2 separate regions of the Homo sapiens genome follow, and region 1 is linked to region 2. Evidence: read pairs that join two places in POLR2A ChIA-PET (ENCODE). Cell type or tissue: K562. All regions are shown on one strand. Links, peaks and the distances in the headings refer to the core of each region. The heading gives the core; the rest is flanking DNA. Region 1 overlaps FUS (FUS RNA binding protein). Region 2 has its middle 6.4 kb from the start of ITGAM.

Region 1 (6,508 bases), core at 1-5,000, 67 kb before region 2:
GAAGGTACGGTGGTGTTGATGTCGGGGAAGGCTTGAAAAGAGGGGTGAATTGATGAGGAATGATAAAGGGACCAGCAGTAGGAGCAGTTCAGAGGTGTAATTGGGGTAGGGGAGCCTGTGTTGGGTACAGAGAATGGACTCCACTAAAAGTGAAAGGAAATTGGGGGCTATGCTGGGATTGTGATTGTGTTTTTTGTTTGTTTTCCCTAGTTACGGTAGCAGTTCTCAGAGCAGCAGCTATGGGCAGCCCCAGAGTGGGAGCTACAGCCAGCAGCCTAGCTATGGTGGACAGCAGCAAAGCTATGGACAGCAGCAAAGCTATAATCCCCCTCAGGGCTATGGACAGCAGAACCAGTACAACAGCAGCAGTGGTGGTGGAGGTGGAGGTGGAGGTGGAGGTGAGATGTCTTCAGCTTTGTCTGCAGCCCATTTTCTTTTTCTTTTTTTTTTTTTTTTTGAGACGGAGTCTTGCTCTGTCTCTGTTGCTGAGGCTGGAGTGCAGTGGCACAATCTCGGCTCACTGCAAGCTCCGCCTTCCGGGTTCGCGCCAGTCTCCTGCCTCAGCCTCCCGAGTAGCTGGGACTACAGGCATCCGCCACCACGCCCGGCTAATTTTTTGTATTTTTAGTAGAGACGGGGTTTCACCATGTTAGCCAGGATGGTTTCGATCTCCTGACCTTGTGATCCGCCCGCCTTGGCCTCCCAAAGTGCTGGGATTACAGGCGTGAGCCACTGTGCCTGGTGTCTGCAGCCCATTTTCTATAAGGATTTGTATTCTCCTGTTTTAGCTTAAAAGAGGGTTCCTGTCTTGTTTCCTAGCTGTCTTTTTACTTTCTTTTGTCCTTCATTGCCTGGCACTTGTCAAACCTTTTCAAACCTTTTAGTGCTACTTTACAATCTTTTTGTTTTTTTTTTTTAATCATTCTTTCTTTTCTCACAGGTAACTATGGCCAAGATCAATCCTCCATGAGTAGTGGTGGTGGCAGTGGTGGCGGTTATGGCAATCAAGACCAGAGTGGTGGAGGTGGCAGCGGTGGCTATGGACAGCAGGACCGTGGAGGCCGCGGCAGGGGTGGCAGTGGTGGCGGCGGCGGCGGCGGCGGTGGTGGTTACAACCGCAGCAGTGGTGGCTATGAACCCAGAGGTCGTGGAGGTGGCCGTGGAGGCAGAGGTGGCATGGGGTAGGTGTCTCATGAGCCAGGGAGTATCTTTGGTGGGGAGTGTGGAGGATTGCATGAATCTCCCTGAAGCCAGTCCCTAGTGCATGGTTTAGTATTCTTGTTGTCTAGGGATCTGTGAGGGCTTTGATTTGGGGGCAGTGACTTTCTTTTTACATCCCCATTTTATTTTTGTGAGAACTTGGGAGCCTGAACTCCCATCCATACCACTGAATAGAGATTTTGAGTAATGATACTTGTTTCCAAAAAAAAAGAAACCATACATAGATACGTATGGATTGGAGTCATTAATATCCTAGGCAAGAAACATGGAAGTGAAGACTTCTTTCTCTGCAAGGGAAACCGATGATCCCACTCCTGGGAAATAGTAGGGAAACTTGGTATGTGTATTCCCATGTGTCCTCTAGGGAGTTGGTAATGGTTAACCTGACTTCAGCTTCCAGGAATTGGCTACTCTTCCCGTTTTCTATAGTCATTTGAATCCACGAGCTTGATTTGCACTAATTTGACCGACATTGATTTTGTGTGTGACTTGGTTTATGGGGCCAGCTGACTGAAGTAAGCAGACCTTTTGGGCAAAAATATGCTTTGACAGTGGTCTCCCACCTATTTGTTCCACTGTCTGCCTTCCCCTGGTTACTTAAAATTCATCAGCTTGTCCAACTGGACCTTCTTTCCTTCCTGCTGAAGTTGATTTGAAGTAAAACCTTAGATTTGATGTTAAAACAGTTGTCAAATCTGTTGGTAAATAAGATTTGAAGGACCCTACTCTGTCTCCCTTGAAAAAGGGGAGGAATGTCAGTGTTACTGTTTTTGGAAAAAGTAGATTTTTAAACCGAGTTTGGAAATGGTAAGTATGCAGAGGTGGGTGGGGGCAATCTCAAAAACGTGCAAAAATGAGGAAAACAAAAATGAGGAAATGTGTGCGTGTGTTTAATGCAAAACTTTAAAAAGAAAAACAACTGTTATGTGACTGTTAACTTGCTCTGCATTTTATGTGCCACAGGTATGAAAGGTGACATTGCAAAATACTCCGCTCTTCTCGCAGTGTAGAAGGGGTGACCCCGGGGGTTGGGGGAGATCAAAAACAGCTCAGTAGTTAGGACAGAGCTTAGCTAAGTTTGTCTTGCTTTAAGGGGAAGTTGCCTTTGGTTTTGACTTTTTATGGAATGGGGTTGGGTCTGCTTGCTGCTTTCAAAGCAAAAACCACAAAAATGTGTTCAAGGCTACCCCAGCCTGGTGTGAAATGTCTTCTGGGTAAATTGGGGTAGGGTTTTTAAACCAACTACTTGGTTGTCAACCACTTGCGACAAGAGGAAAAAAAAACATCTGCTCCATCGGAAGAACGACCAAGGAAAATGGGTTATTTTTTTTCCAGAGGAAATAGATAACGTAACCTTTTAAAGCAAAATCTTTATAAACTGTGTCTGAGAAATTGCACACGTGTGTGTGACATGCTCAAAGGTCAGACAAGGGGTGGTCAGGAAGGGATGTATTTTAGTAGCCACTTGTATCTTTTTCCAAAAACACCTACCCATGTTTGGGGAATGTTAAACAAAATCAAAAAACAACCTTTTGTAGCCGTTGGAAGCTTCATGTCCTTTCTTCTAACTTGTCTTCTCCAGCGGAAGTGACCGTGGTGGCTTCAATAAATTTGGTGGTAAGTGAACAGAGTTTCCAAAATTCCCAACTCCCAGCAATGCTTTGTCTGATTGTTCATTTGCAGATGTCTTAGCGTGTTAATTTAAATGTCAAAGGTTTTGAGGTGTCCAGAACCACCTCCAGAAAGGGGTAGGGTAGAATGCCACCTGTTGCCTGGTGTGTGCTAACCTGGAGCAGGTAGGGGTAAGACTCAATAGTCATCTTTTACCAAATGGGTTTGCCCCAGGTTAATAAGAGGGGTCTAGTAGGCCTTGGACTGGGCCGTTGCCACACCTGGCACTTAGTGACCATCATCATGAGAAACTGGAGAGTGCGTGCTGGAACACGTGGTGCCATCTTGGCTTTAGGATCCTTTTGATCGTTGTGTCCAAGGCTTGTGTGTGTGTGAGTGTGTGGGAGACAACTCCGAATGTTTAATTCTGGAAGAGGGATGTAACATTGCCCTGAGGATGGTGAAGTTGGTATACATTTATAAAGTACGGAATGGTGTCAATGAATGCAATTCTATGTATATGGACTTAACTGAGATGGGCAAATAGAAACTAGCTCTGGGAAGGAACATGTGCACTACTTCAAGAAAGATTGGAAGCATGTGTGGCTCATGGGAAATAACCAGGTCTTAAACAGCACAAACTGAATTCGTGGACCAGGAAGGTCTTAAACAGCACAAACTGAATTCATGGAAAAATGACAAATTTGAGAAGTCTCCCAGTAAGCTGGAACTTTTCTGGTTTGGTTAACAAAAGGTTTCTTGATTTGTTTCAAGATTTAAAGCCAAAGGTGTGGGTTCATGACTTAGGTGTCATTGCGTGTGGGTACAATATTTATATATGGCGAATTCAGATAAACATTGGTCAAAGATGGTCTCTGGAAAAACAAAATAGAGGCTGCATTACGGAAATAAGATTTCTGGTCTGTTCCCTGGGACATGCTTAAAAAATACAATAGCTATTATGTATGGTTTTTATTTTCATGTGGTTTCGGGGAAACAACACGGTTTTAAGGATGGTTTCTAAAGATGAAATTAAAAATTGTTCCACAAGGGTTAAGTGTCTGGTGGTAAAGTTGGGAGAAACTGGATGGATGCACATCGCATGGCTGGTGGCGAGCCCATCTCTCTTCTCTCGGGTGAGAGAACCGGGCCAAGCTGAGTTGGTTTGTTCACTTTAATGGGTCTCCGTTTCCCCTGCCACCTGTGCTGAGGACATTTCCCAGCCTGAGCTGGGGGAGGCAGCATTTGCTGAAGTGTGGAGTTGTCTCTGTGGAGACTCAAGTTACAGATCTTAAGGGGCCTGCCTAGAATTTTCTCCTCTGGGCAGGCGACCCAGGAAAGGGTTTGGAGTGAGGCTGTGAGCACTTACTTGATATTTTACAAGTTTGGATTTGGTGTTAATTTTTTTCCTTGTCCGTTTTTTCCTGTTGACTAACGGCTCATCTTTTCCTTGTTTTTGTTTTTTTTTTGTTCTTTTTTTCCATGTCACTAAAGGCCCTCGGGACCAAGGATCACGTCATGACTCCGGTGAGTTCACACGTGGTGGCATGAAAAGAGTGGCTAAAGTGGTATCAAGACTGCCTGGATGTTCTTTGAAACTATTATAAAAAGGAAACTGAAAAAAATGGGGATAGAGAAGGAAGGGAGTTAGGTGTGTCCTTAGTTAGCAGTGAGAAGTATTTGTTACGAAGTATTTCTCAGAAATACCTGGCTTGTGGGTTCCACCCCCAGTGATTTAGGTCTGAGAGGACCCTGAAAATCTACCTTTCTAACAAGTCCCCAGTGATGCTGATGCGTCTGGACCACACTCAGATGGTTTACAGCAGTGGTTCTTTCAAAATGTGGATCATGTCCAAGTTGGTGAACAAAACTAGTGAAAGACCTGACCACATGAAGTAAAGCATTGAACTCCTGTTTAGGTTGTATTGATGTTTGTGTACTAGATTTGAATGTAAAATGGGTTTCTTATTTAATTCGGGGACCTTCAACTGAAAGTTGATAAATACTGATGGACTTTTCTGTGTGGTCTTGTTGGGCATTTCACTCCTGAGCCCTGGTTTCCATACTGTATACTGGGTGTTAACATGTTTCAAAGGATAATTGTCAAACTGAATCTGAAATTTATCAGCATGGCTGGCATATAGGGACTCAAAAGGGATGTGGATTTCTTTTTAGTTGTCTTCCATAAACCAAATGATACCAGTTGCTTGATGGATACTAGGTGCTTTAGGTTTTTTCCTGTGTTTTTTATTTTACCTTTTCACATTTGCATTTTCTCTGTTCAACAAGCAGAACAGGATAATTCAGACAACAACACCATCTTTGTGCAAGGCCTGGGTGAGAATGTTACAATTGAGTCTGTGGCTGATTACTTCAAGCAGATTGGTATTATTAAGGTACTTGTGGAGAGGAGTGGGAGCTTTCTGTCAGTGTTGTAGGCTTGTGGATTTCACACATTAGTAAAAGCAAGTCTTTAATGGTTGCCAGCAGTAAAAACAAGTCTTAGTGGTTGTTGCCAGCTTAATTTGTTGAGGAAAGAGCCTTAGTTACTGTTTTCTAAAAGAGAAGTTCTATCTTAACACAAAAAGTATAACTTATCAGAGTACCCTAAACTCTTGAGATTTGTACTCTATAGTAACTTTTAGTTTTATCTTTCAATATTGGAGTGAGAGACAGTTTTCTTTAATGGAGGTTTACATGTGAGGTAGGAAGAAGTAACTGGGAAGAGGGGAGCTGAAGTTTGGGAATTATAAACCTCATGTTCTAGAGGAAGAAGATGGAAAGGGAGTACTGTAGCCTTTAAAATTGATGTTACCTCATTTTGCTTTCTTCAGACAAACAAGAAAACGGGACAGCCCATGATTAATTTGTACACAGACAGGGAAACTGGCAAGCTGAAGGGAGAGGCAACGGTCTCTTTTGATGACCCACCTTCAGCTAAAGCAGCTATTGACTGGTTTGATGGTATGTATGAGAAGGCTGGCAGAGGTGGGGCTGGGGATATAGGGCAGCAAGCCTTAGGAAACAAGCCATAGTTTGAGGGTTCTTTTGAGTCTTCCAACACTTACTTTAGCTGCGGTTTCAGGTAGTCTCATTTTTGCTTATGTGTCAGCAGATTATAAACCATTTGAGAAAGGCACGCTTCTCTTGTATTTTCGGATTAATGTGTCTTGCATTTAAAGTCTGTTGATGATTTTTTGTTTCTCTAGGTAAAGAATTCTCCGGAAATCCTATCAAGGTCTCATTTGCTACTCGCCGGGCAGACTTTAATCGGGGTGGTGGCAATGGTCGTGGAGGCCGAGGGCGAGGAGGTGAGGAGCTACCTGCTAGTGGTGCAGAGGGGTAATGGGGAGAGTGCAGAAGATGGTAAAGGCTTGCATGGAATGGGTTAGATTTACCAAACTTGGAGAGGGAGCAGACCCATACTTGGTCTATCTGCATTAGGACCCATGGGCCGTGGAGGCTATGGAGGTGGTGGCAGTGGTGGTGGTGGCCGAGGAGGATTTCCCAGTGGAGGTGGTGGCGGTGGAGGACAGCAGCGAGCTGGTGACTGGAAGTGTCCTAATCCGTGAGTGAAACTTAATTTTTTTCTTAGTTCTCTTGCATGCGTGCTCTTTGATATATTGGTACTGAGGTATGTGCGTGTTTTCCAAAGAAGTAAATGTCAAGGCCACAC
Region 2 (8,864 bases), core at 1,876-6,875:
TCTCTCTAGACTCCAAGCTGGGTCCATCTCTTGCTTGTGGTCCCCAGTAGCTGAAGTACAGCTGAGGTGTTCCTGGGGTTGCTATTTAGCTTAACCATGGCTCTCTCCTCTGCTGAGGAGCCCCTTGGAGTGAGAGATGCCTGCCTCCCCTCAGGGCTTTGCCTCCACCCTTTCTCCAACCTCTGTATTCCTTCATGTGGAACCAGGAAGCCCCCCTCTCCCTCAATTTCCCACTTTATTTAAGGCACATAAAACTTTTCTGGAGGAAAGCTCTTGTTGAATCTGCAGCCTCTCCCCAAACCCCAAGGCCTGTAAAGCTCTGAATAGAGAGGCCCTGAGCTGAATGTGACAGTAATGATACTTATATCAGGTCAAGGATGCCTAAGGACCATAGTTACTTTGTCAAATTGTACAAGATGTTTCATCCAGAGCGTGCTTAGAGTAATGATAATGATATGTGGCAGAGAGAGCTAGTTGCCCCCATGTGCTTTCCTCTTCTTCCTTTAGTAATGCAACCCCATTAATTAGCACACAGATACTTAGGATAACATCACATTTTCCAGTCACCACTGCAGTTGTGTGTGGCCATGTGACTAAGTCCTGGCCAATGAGATGTGAAGGAAATGATGTGTGCAACATTTGGTCTCACCTTTAAAGGAAAGGGGCCTTCCCACCATTTTTTTTCTTTGTTATGAGACAGAGTCTCACTCTGTCACCCAGGCTGGAGTGCAGTGGCATGCTCTTGGCTCACTGCAACCTCCACCTTCCAGGTTCAAGCGATTCTCCTGCCTCAGCCTCCCAAGGAGCTGGGACTATAAGCGCCCGCCACAATGGCTGGCTAATTTTTGTATTTTTAGTAAAGGCGGGGTTTCACCATGTTTGCCAGGCTGGTCTCGAACTCCTGACCTCATGTGAACCCACTTCGGCCTCCCAAAATGCTGGGATTACAGGTGTGAGCCACTGTGCCTGGCTTTTTTTTTTTTTGATACAGATTCTTGCTCTGTTACCCAGGCTGGAGTAAAGTGGTGCAATCTTGACTCACTGCAGCCTTGACCTCCCAGGCTCAGGTGATCCTCCCACCTAAGCCTCCCAAGTAGCAGGGACCACAGGCACATGCTACCATGCCCAGCTAATTTTTTTTTGTAATTTTTATAGAGACAAGGTTGTGTCATGTTGCTGCGCTGGTCTTGAACTCGTGGGCTCAAGTGATCTGCCTGCCTCGGCCTTCTAAAGTGCTGGGATTACAGACATAAGCCAACGTGCCTGGCCTCAATTTTTTTTTTTTTTTTTTTGAGACAAAGTCTCACTCTATTGCCCAGGATGGAGTACAGTGGCTTGAGCTCGGCTCACTGCAACCTCTGCCTCCTGAGTTCAAGCGATTCTCCTGCCTCAGTCTCCCAAGTTGCTGGGATTGCAGGCATGTGCCACCACACCCAGCTAATTTTTGTATTTTTAGTAGAGATGGGGTTTCACCATGTTGGTTAGGCTGGTCTTGAACTCCTGACCTCAGGTGATCCGCCTGCCTCGGCCTCCCAAAGTGCTGGGATTACAGGCGTGAGCCACCACTCCCTGCCAGGCACCACTTCTTTTTATCCTTCCTGTCAGCCCGAGGGTGGACTTGGCGCTGGGCCGTCTTTGACCAGGCGGATGAAGACAAAACCCTCAGGATGGCAGAGCAACCTGCTGGAGGGAGCCTGGATCTCCAACACCATGGAGCCTCCGTAACCCCCAAATGCTGATGCTGGGGCCATCACAGGACTGTCTGGGCTAAGCCTCTGTGATTTTGGGTCTTATTACAACAGTTGAACCTTAGTCTCCACCAATACAAATAATCATCTTTGCCGGTGGGGGCGCATCTTACATGCCAGGCACTGTGCTAAGCTTTTCACATGCATTATTTAATTTAACCCTTACAAAAACTCTGTTAAGTCACACATCAGTTAGGGCCTTTTGGGGAAAAACAACAGAACAAGTAGAACATGAGATTTACTGAGTACCAAGTAGCCTATTCCAGGAATTAGTAGTTTTGTTTCCTGCCCTGCTCAGGTTAGGCCCTGAGCAACTCCTCCTTTCAAGGTTGGGAGGCAAGAACTTAGAGATGGTGAAATGGCTGTCGCTGCCCTGCAAGTCACCTGTGGCCAACCATGCTCTTTGTGTGACCTTGGTCGAAACACCTGGGACTCACAAAGCCTGTGGTAGAACAATTTCCTTGGCCTGCCAGACATTTGGCCTGCTGCATGGACAACTGAGGTGGCAAGGGAAGCATCCAGAATGCTTCCCACTGAGCGACAGGCAGCTTTCAGCCACCTACCTCTGTGTGTCATCGAGGGTGCGCTGGCCAGGTCATCCATCAACCCAACACAGTTGGTAGAATGATTACAGCGAATGTTGACTACATGCACTTTGACATCTATTATTATCTCATTTAACTATCACAATCACCCCAAGATGTTAGTACAATTATTGCCCCCATTTTCCAGATGAGGACAGTGAGGTCCAGAGAGTAAGTTGTTCAAGGGCATACTTATAGACCTAGGATATTTTTATTCTTTTTTTTTTTTTTTCTGAGATGAGATCTTGCTCTGTTGCCCAGGCTGGAGGGCAGTGGTGTGATCTTGGCTCATTGCAATCTCCGCCTCCTGGGTTCAAGTGATTTTCTTGCCTCAGCCTCCTGAGTAGCTGGGATTACAGGCATGTGCCACCATTCCCGGCTAATTTTTGTATTTTTGGTAGAGACAGGGTTTCGCTATATTGTCCAGGCTGGTTTCAAACTTCTGACTTCAGGTGATCCACCTGCCTCAGCCTCCCAAAGTGCTGGGATTACAGGTGTGAGCCACCACACCCGGCGTAGACCTAGGATTTTAGTGCCCTTAGTCTGATTCCAGACCCAAAGGCTTAACCAGATGGCTGAGGATGACACTCAGGTGGAACTTTTTTTTCTTACTTTTTTTTTTTTTTAAGACAGGGTCTCGCTGTGTTGCCCAAGCTGGAGTGCGGTGGTGCAATCAGCTCACTGCAGCCTCAATCTCCTGGGCTCAAGTGATTCTCCCACCTCAGCCTCCTGGGTAGCTGGGGTTGTCTCACGTGTCCATGTGAAGAGACCACCAAACGGGCTTCGTGTGAGCAACAAGGCTGTTTATTTCACCTGGGTGCAGGCGGGCTGAGTCCGAAAAGAGAGTCAGCAAAGGGTGGTGGATTATCATTAGTTCCTACAGGTTTTGGGATAGGGGGTGAAAAGCCATGTTTTGCGGGCAGGGGTGGATCTCACAAAGTACATTCTCAAGGGTGGGGAGAATTACAAAGAACCTTCTTAAGGGTCGGGGAGATTACAAAGTACCTTCTTAAGGGTGGGGGAGATTACAAAGTACATTGATCAGTTAGGGTGGGACAGAAACAAATCACAATGGTGGAATGTCATCAGTTAAGGCTATTTTCACTTCTTTTGTGGATCTTCAGTTGCTTCAAGCCATCTGGATGTATACATGCAGGTCACAGGGGATATGATGGCTTAGCTTGGGCTCAGAGGCCTGACAGGATCACAGGAACTTTTCTTGACAATCCAGTGCAATGGAAAAACAGTATTTTATTCTTGTTCTTCCCACAACTTTCTCAGGAGGGCGGATCCTGTAGCAAGTTTCTTCGAGTGTGGTGAGCGAAGCAAATTGGAGGAGCTCAGACGGAGATAATTTGTCTGTGTAGACAAGGAAGGAAATTTGGAGAGGTGGGACTGGGAGATTTTGTTGGGAAGAGAGAAGCCGTGACCCTGGGTGCTGTGCAGGAAAAGGGACGATGAAGACCTGATACCTTCATTCCCCTGAGAGCAAAACTGGAAAATGTTGAGGAATGTGGCAAAGAAGGTTTGCGAAGTTGAGTATAGAGAGTCATGTGATGCAAAACCCACTTGTTTGAAGGAGGTGGGCCAGTGAGCCTGCCGATCCCTGGGGGAAGATTGGTTCCATCAGAGGGAACAGCCAGTGCCATGGCCTTCAGGTGGTGGTGTGCCTGGCAGGTTTGAGGAATGGCAAGGAGGCCAGGGTGGCTGCTGTCCCAGAAAATGAGGTAAGCTCAGAGAGGTAAGGGCTGGGGTTGGGATGACAGGTCATGCAGGTCCTTGTAGGTTGTAGAAAGGACTGGCTTTTACTATCAGTAACGTGGGAGCCTTTGCAAGGTTTTGAGCAGAGGAGTGGCATGATATGTCTTGTGTTTTGAAACAATCCCTCTGACTGCTGTACTGAAAATTGACTTCGGCTGGGCACGGTGGCTCACGCATGTAATGCCAGCACTTTGGGAGGCTGAGGTGGGAGGATGGCTTGAGGCTAGGAGTTTGAGACCAGCCTAGGCAACTTAGTGAGACCCCGTCTCTACAAAAAGATTGAAAAATTACCTGGACATGGGGGCGCATGCCTGTAGTACCAGCTATTTAGGAGGCTGAGGTGGGAGGATCATTTGAACCCAGGAGTTGGAAAAAAGAAAAAAGGCAGTCAAAGGACTGAGCTCTGAGATCCTTCTGAAGAGGTTGGGAGAAGAGGAGAATCAGCAAGAGAAACTGAGAAGGAGGGTCATGGGCGGTAGGCGGGAAGCAGGAGAGTGTGGGGTCAGAGGACAGATGTAGAAATCAGTTCCAGGAAGCGAGGGCCGAGTGTCAGAAGCTGCTGCTGAGTCACTCAAGATGAAGACAGAACTCATCACTGGAGTCACTCAGGCAGCCTTGGTGACCTTGATAAAAATAGTTTAGGTGGAGTAGGTGCCGGGTTGGAGCACAGGCTTGGTTGGAATGGGGTTAAGGGAGGATGTGAGCAGTAGAACAGGGTGCAGCCAACACAGACAACTACTTTGGAGAAGTTTTGCAAAAGGGAAGTAAAAAATGGGCAGTGGTTGATGAGGGGAGTGGAATCAAAGAAAGTCTTGTTTGCTTTTTCAGTAGGAGAAATGTATTGTTTCTGATGGGAACACCAGATTTCTACATACGTATTTTGTATTCTTTCCGAGGGTCTTATATACTTATTCCAGAGCCAACACTGTACTTTTACCTACTGTGGCTTTAGAATATTGCTTTGATAGGGTACTTGTTATGGAATAACATGACATTGTAAGGTATGTCCCATTGCTTTATAGGCTATTGCTGTGTGTTTTCTAGTCCAGTCAATTTTTGAATCAGCACGTCAAATTCTAGAAAAATTCTGCTGGGTGAGATTATAATGAATTTGAGTAATTAAATGGAGAACCGACATCTGTACTGACATCTGTAGTCTTGTAGTCTTGTCATCCATGAAGATGACATATCTCTCTATTCTTTTTTTTTTTTTTTTTTTTTTTTTTTTTGAGATGGAGTGTTGCTCTGTTGCCCAGGCTGGAGTGTGGTGGCACAATCTCAGTTCACTGAAACCTCTGCCTCCCGGGTACAAGCAATTCTCATGCCTCAGCCTCCCGAGCAGCTGGGATTACAGGCATGCACCATGATGCCCAGCTAATTTTTGTATTTTTTGTAGAGATGGGATTTCACCATGTTGGCCAGGCTGGTCTCAAACTCCTGGCCTCAAGTGATCCACCCACTTCAGCCTCCCAAAGTGCTAGGATTACAGGCGTGAGCCACTGCACCAGGTCAATAATCTTTTTTTTTTTTTTTTTTTTTTTTTTTTTTGAGGATGAAGTCTTGCTCTGTTGCCCAGGCTGGAGTGCAGTGGCATGATCTCGGCTCACTGCAACCTCCACCTCCCGGGTTCCTAGCATTCTCCTGTCTCAGCCACCCGAGTAGCTGGGACTACAGGCGCATGCCACCATGTCTGGCTAATTTTTGTATTTTTAGCAGAGACGGGTTTTGCCATGTTGGCCAGGCTGGTCTCGAACTCCTGATCTCAGGTGATCCACCCACATCAGCCTCCCAAAGTGCTGGGATTACAAACGTGAGCCATCATGCCCGGCCAGTAATTTGTTTAATTACATATCTTTTATAAGCTCTTTCTTTCTTCCTTCTTTTTTTTTTTGAGACAAGGTCTCACTCTGTTGCCCAGGCTGGAGTGCAGTAGTGTGATCATGGCTCACTGCAGCCTCCAACACTTGGGCTCAAAATGTCCAAGGGACATTTTGCGAAGTGCGTTTTCAGGGAGATAGTTTGATTTCCCACACCTGTTTGATACATATTAATGTTTAATTAATTAATTATTTATTTAATTAAAAAAATTTAAGAGACGGGGTCTTATTATGTTGCCCAGGCTAGAGTACAGTGTATGGTGGCATGATCATAGCTCACTGCAACCTCGACCCCTTGGGTGCAAGTGATCCTCCTGCCTCAGCTTCCTGAGTAGCTGGGACTACATGTGCATACCACCACACTAGATAATTAAAAAAAAATTTTTTTTAAGAGACAGAATCTTCCTATGTTGCCCAGGTTGGTCTTGAACTCCTGGGCTCAAGCGATCCTCCCACTCTGGACTCCCAAAGTGCTGGTATTACAGGCAGTGAGCCATTGTGCCTGGCATTAGCTCCTTCTTTTCCTCACTTTCCCACCAGTGTTTCCGGAATCACCTTCCAGATAAATTACTTACACTTGAAGCCTTGTCTCAGAGTCCACTTATAGGGGAAATCAAGCTAAGATTTTATCAAGAGTGGGGATGGGGGACAGGTAGGAGGGAACAGCCAACAGCTTATAGATATGTCCCCACCCACGGTCACCAGGTCAGGTGCACACTTGGTGGTGGCTCATTGAGAAAGCCTCTGCAGGTTGGACAGCCAGTCTGAGATCTTGCCTATGTTTTTACAGAGAGTGGACCCTTGGCCACTGTTCAGGGCAAGGAGGGGCCTCCACGTCTGAGTTCGAGCAGCCCCCATAGTGGCCAGAGTGTGAAAACTTTTCCCAAAGCAAACCCAGCTGATCTACTAAACTCCTCCCCGGGCACCCTGGTTGGTATCTTCTCATCTTGGGCTCATGACTTCGTTCGTCCTTTCCTCAGCTTCTTTACCTGCTAACAAATACAGGTAACCTGTTGTTTTAAATTATCTATTGGTATTTTTTATGATTATGAGTCTTTTTTTTGTATAAAGGTCTTTTTTTTTTTTCTCTTTGAGACATGGTCTTGCTCTGTTGCCCAGGCTGGAGTGCAGTGTTGAGGTCATAGCTCACTGTAGCCTCAAACTCCTGGGCTCAAGTGATCCTCTTGCCTTGGCCTCCCACAGCATTGGGATCACAGGCATGAGCCACTGCACCCAGCCTATATAAATATTTTAAGTACAAATGATATAGAAAAGAATATTAAAGTCATCTTGTAGCAGATTGAATACAACCACAAATTCCTCCCATTGGGAGGTGGGATCTGTGTCCCCTTTGCTTGAATGTGGATGAGCTCTGTGACTGCCTGATCAATGGAATGTGGTGCAGATGACTTGGCGCCAGTTTCCAGATCAAGACCTTAGTAGCCTGGAAATTTCTGCTTCCTGTCTGTTGGAACACTTGCTCTTGAAGTCCAGCCACCATGCTGCGAGAAGCCCAAGCCACATGGAGAGGGCACGTGGGGGTGCCCAGGTGACAGCCCCAACTGAGCTCCTAGCCCACGGCCAACTGCCAGCTGTGGGAGTGACCCATTTTGGGAGCCCAGCCCAACTGAGCTTTGGATTACTCTAGCCCTGGTTGTGATCCGACTGCAATCATGTGAGAGACCCCGCTGAGAACTGCTGAGGCCAGGAGATTCACAGATACGCGAGAGATTATAATATGCTGCTGTTTTTAACTATGAAGTTTTGGAGTAGCTCGCTCTGCAGCAATAGATACTGGAACATACCTGTAATCCTCCTATCTTGGAGATAACGACTATTAACATTTGGTTTTCCTGCATATATATATATATATATATATATATATATATATATATATATATATGATTTATTTTTGTATGTATGTACTTATTTATTTAATTTTAATTTTTTATTTTTTGAAACTGAGTCAAGCTCTATTGCCCAGGCTGGAGTGCAATGGTGCAATCTCAGCTCACTGCAACCTCCACCTCCCAGGTTCAAGTGATTCTCCTGCCTCAGCCTCCCAAGTAACTAGGATTACAGGTGCCTGCCACCACGCCTGGCTAATTGTTGTATTTTTAGTAGAGATGGGGTTTCACCATGTTGGCCAGGCTGGTCTTGAACTCCTAATCTCAGGTGATCCTCCCACCTCAGCCTCCCGAAGTGCTGGGATTACAGGCGTGCCTGTATATATTACATGCCCTGCCTATATATATTTTAGAGACAGGGTCTGGCTCTGTTTTCCAGGCTGGAGTGCAGTGGTGCAATCATATCTCACTGCAGCCTCAACCTCCTTGGCTCAAGCGATCCTCCCACCTCAGCCTGTTGAGTAGCTGGGACCACAGGTGTGCATCACTATGCCCAGCTAATTTTTAAACATTTTTTTGTAGAGTCAGGGTCTTGCTGTGTTGCCCAGGCTGGTCTTGAGTTCCTGAGCTCAAATGATCCCTCTGCCTTGGCCTCCCAATGTGCTGAGATTACAAGCAGGAGTCACCACACCTGGCTATATATAAAAATTATAAACAGATAATTTTTAACCAAATGTACATAATTTTAATTGCTTTTTTTTTTTTCAGCCAGCAAGCATTTTTTTCCATCTAGTTATCGGGAAAGTAGAACTAGAGGCAAAAGAAAATGTGTTGAATGGTGAAACCCTGTCTCTACTGAAAATACAAAAAATTAGCCAGGCGTGGTGGCAAGCACCTGTATTCTCAGCTACTCGGGAGGCTGAGGCAGGAGAATCACTTGAACTCGGGAGGCAGAGGTTGCAGTGAGCTGAGATCACGCCACTGCACTCCAGCCTGGGCGACAGAGGGAGACTCCGTTTCACAAAAAAAAAAAAAAAAAAAAAAAGA

The links. Peaks named below come from ENCODE experiments on the same cell type or tissue, not always from the same donor. Only the 100,000 strongest peaks of a DNase experiment are listed, where the experiment ranks them.
Region 1: POLR2A ChIA-PET joins it to region 2 with 5 read pairs; 11 of 35 experiments call an interaction of 5 or more read pairs at or near these places.

The regions. Positions count from the first base shown.
Region 1 is chr16:31,183,999-31,190,506 of GRCh38, forward strand. FUS (FUS RNA binding protein) reads left to right here. Exons shown (of 15, transcript NM_004960.4): 4 at 1-4; 5 at 211-398; 6 at 941-1,181; 7 at 2,804-2,838; 8 at 4,327-4,359; 9 at 5,125-5,228; 10 at 5,667-5,796; 11 at 6,042-6,143; 12 at 6,277-6,400. Among named protein-coding and RNA genes, the nearest start is that of FUS, 7.1 kb to the left of the region's middle. In K562, for the core only: no CTCF peak of the experiment used is centred there; no DNase peak of the experiment used is centred there.
Region 2 is chr16:31,249,159-31,258,022 of GRCh38, forward strand. No RefSeq gene overlaps it. Among named protein-coding and RNA genes, the nearest start is that of ITGAM, 6.4 kb to the right of the region's middle. In K562, for the core only: no CTCF peak of the experiment used is centred there; a DNase peak (open chromatin) is centred at 4,653.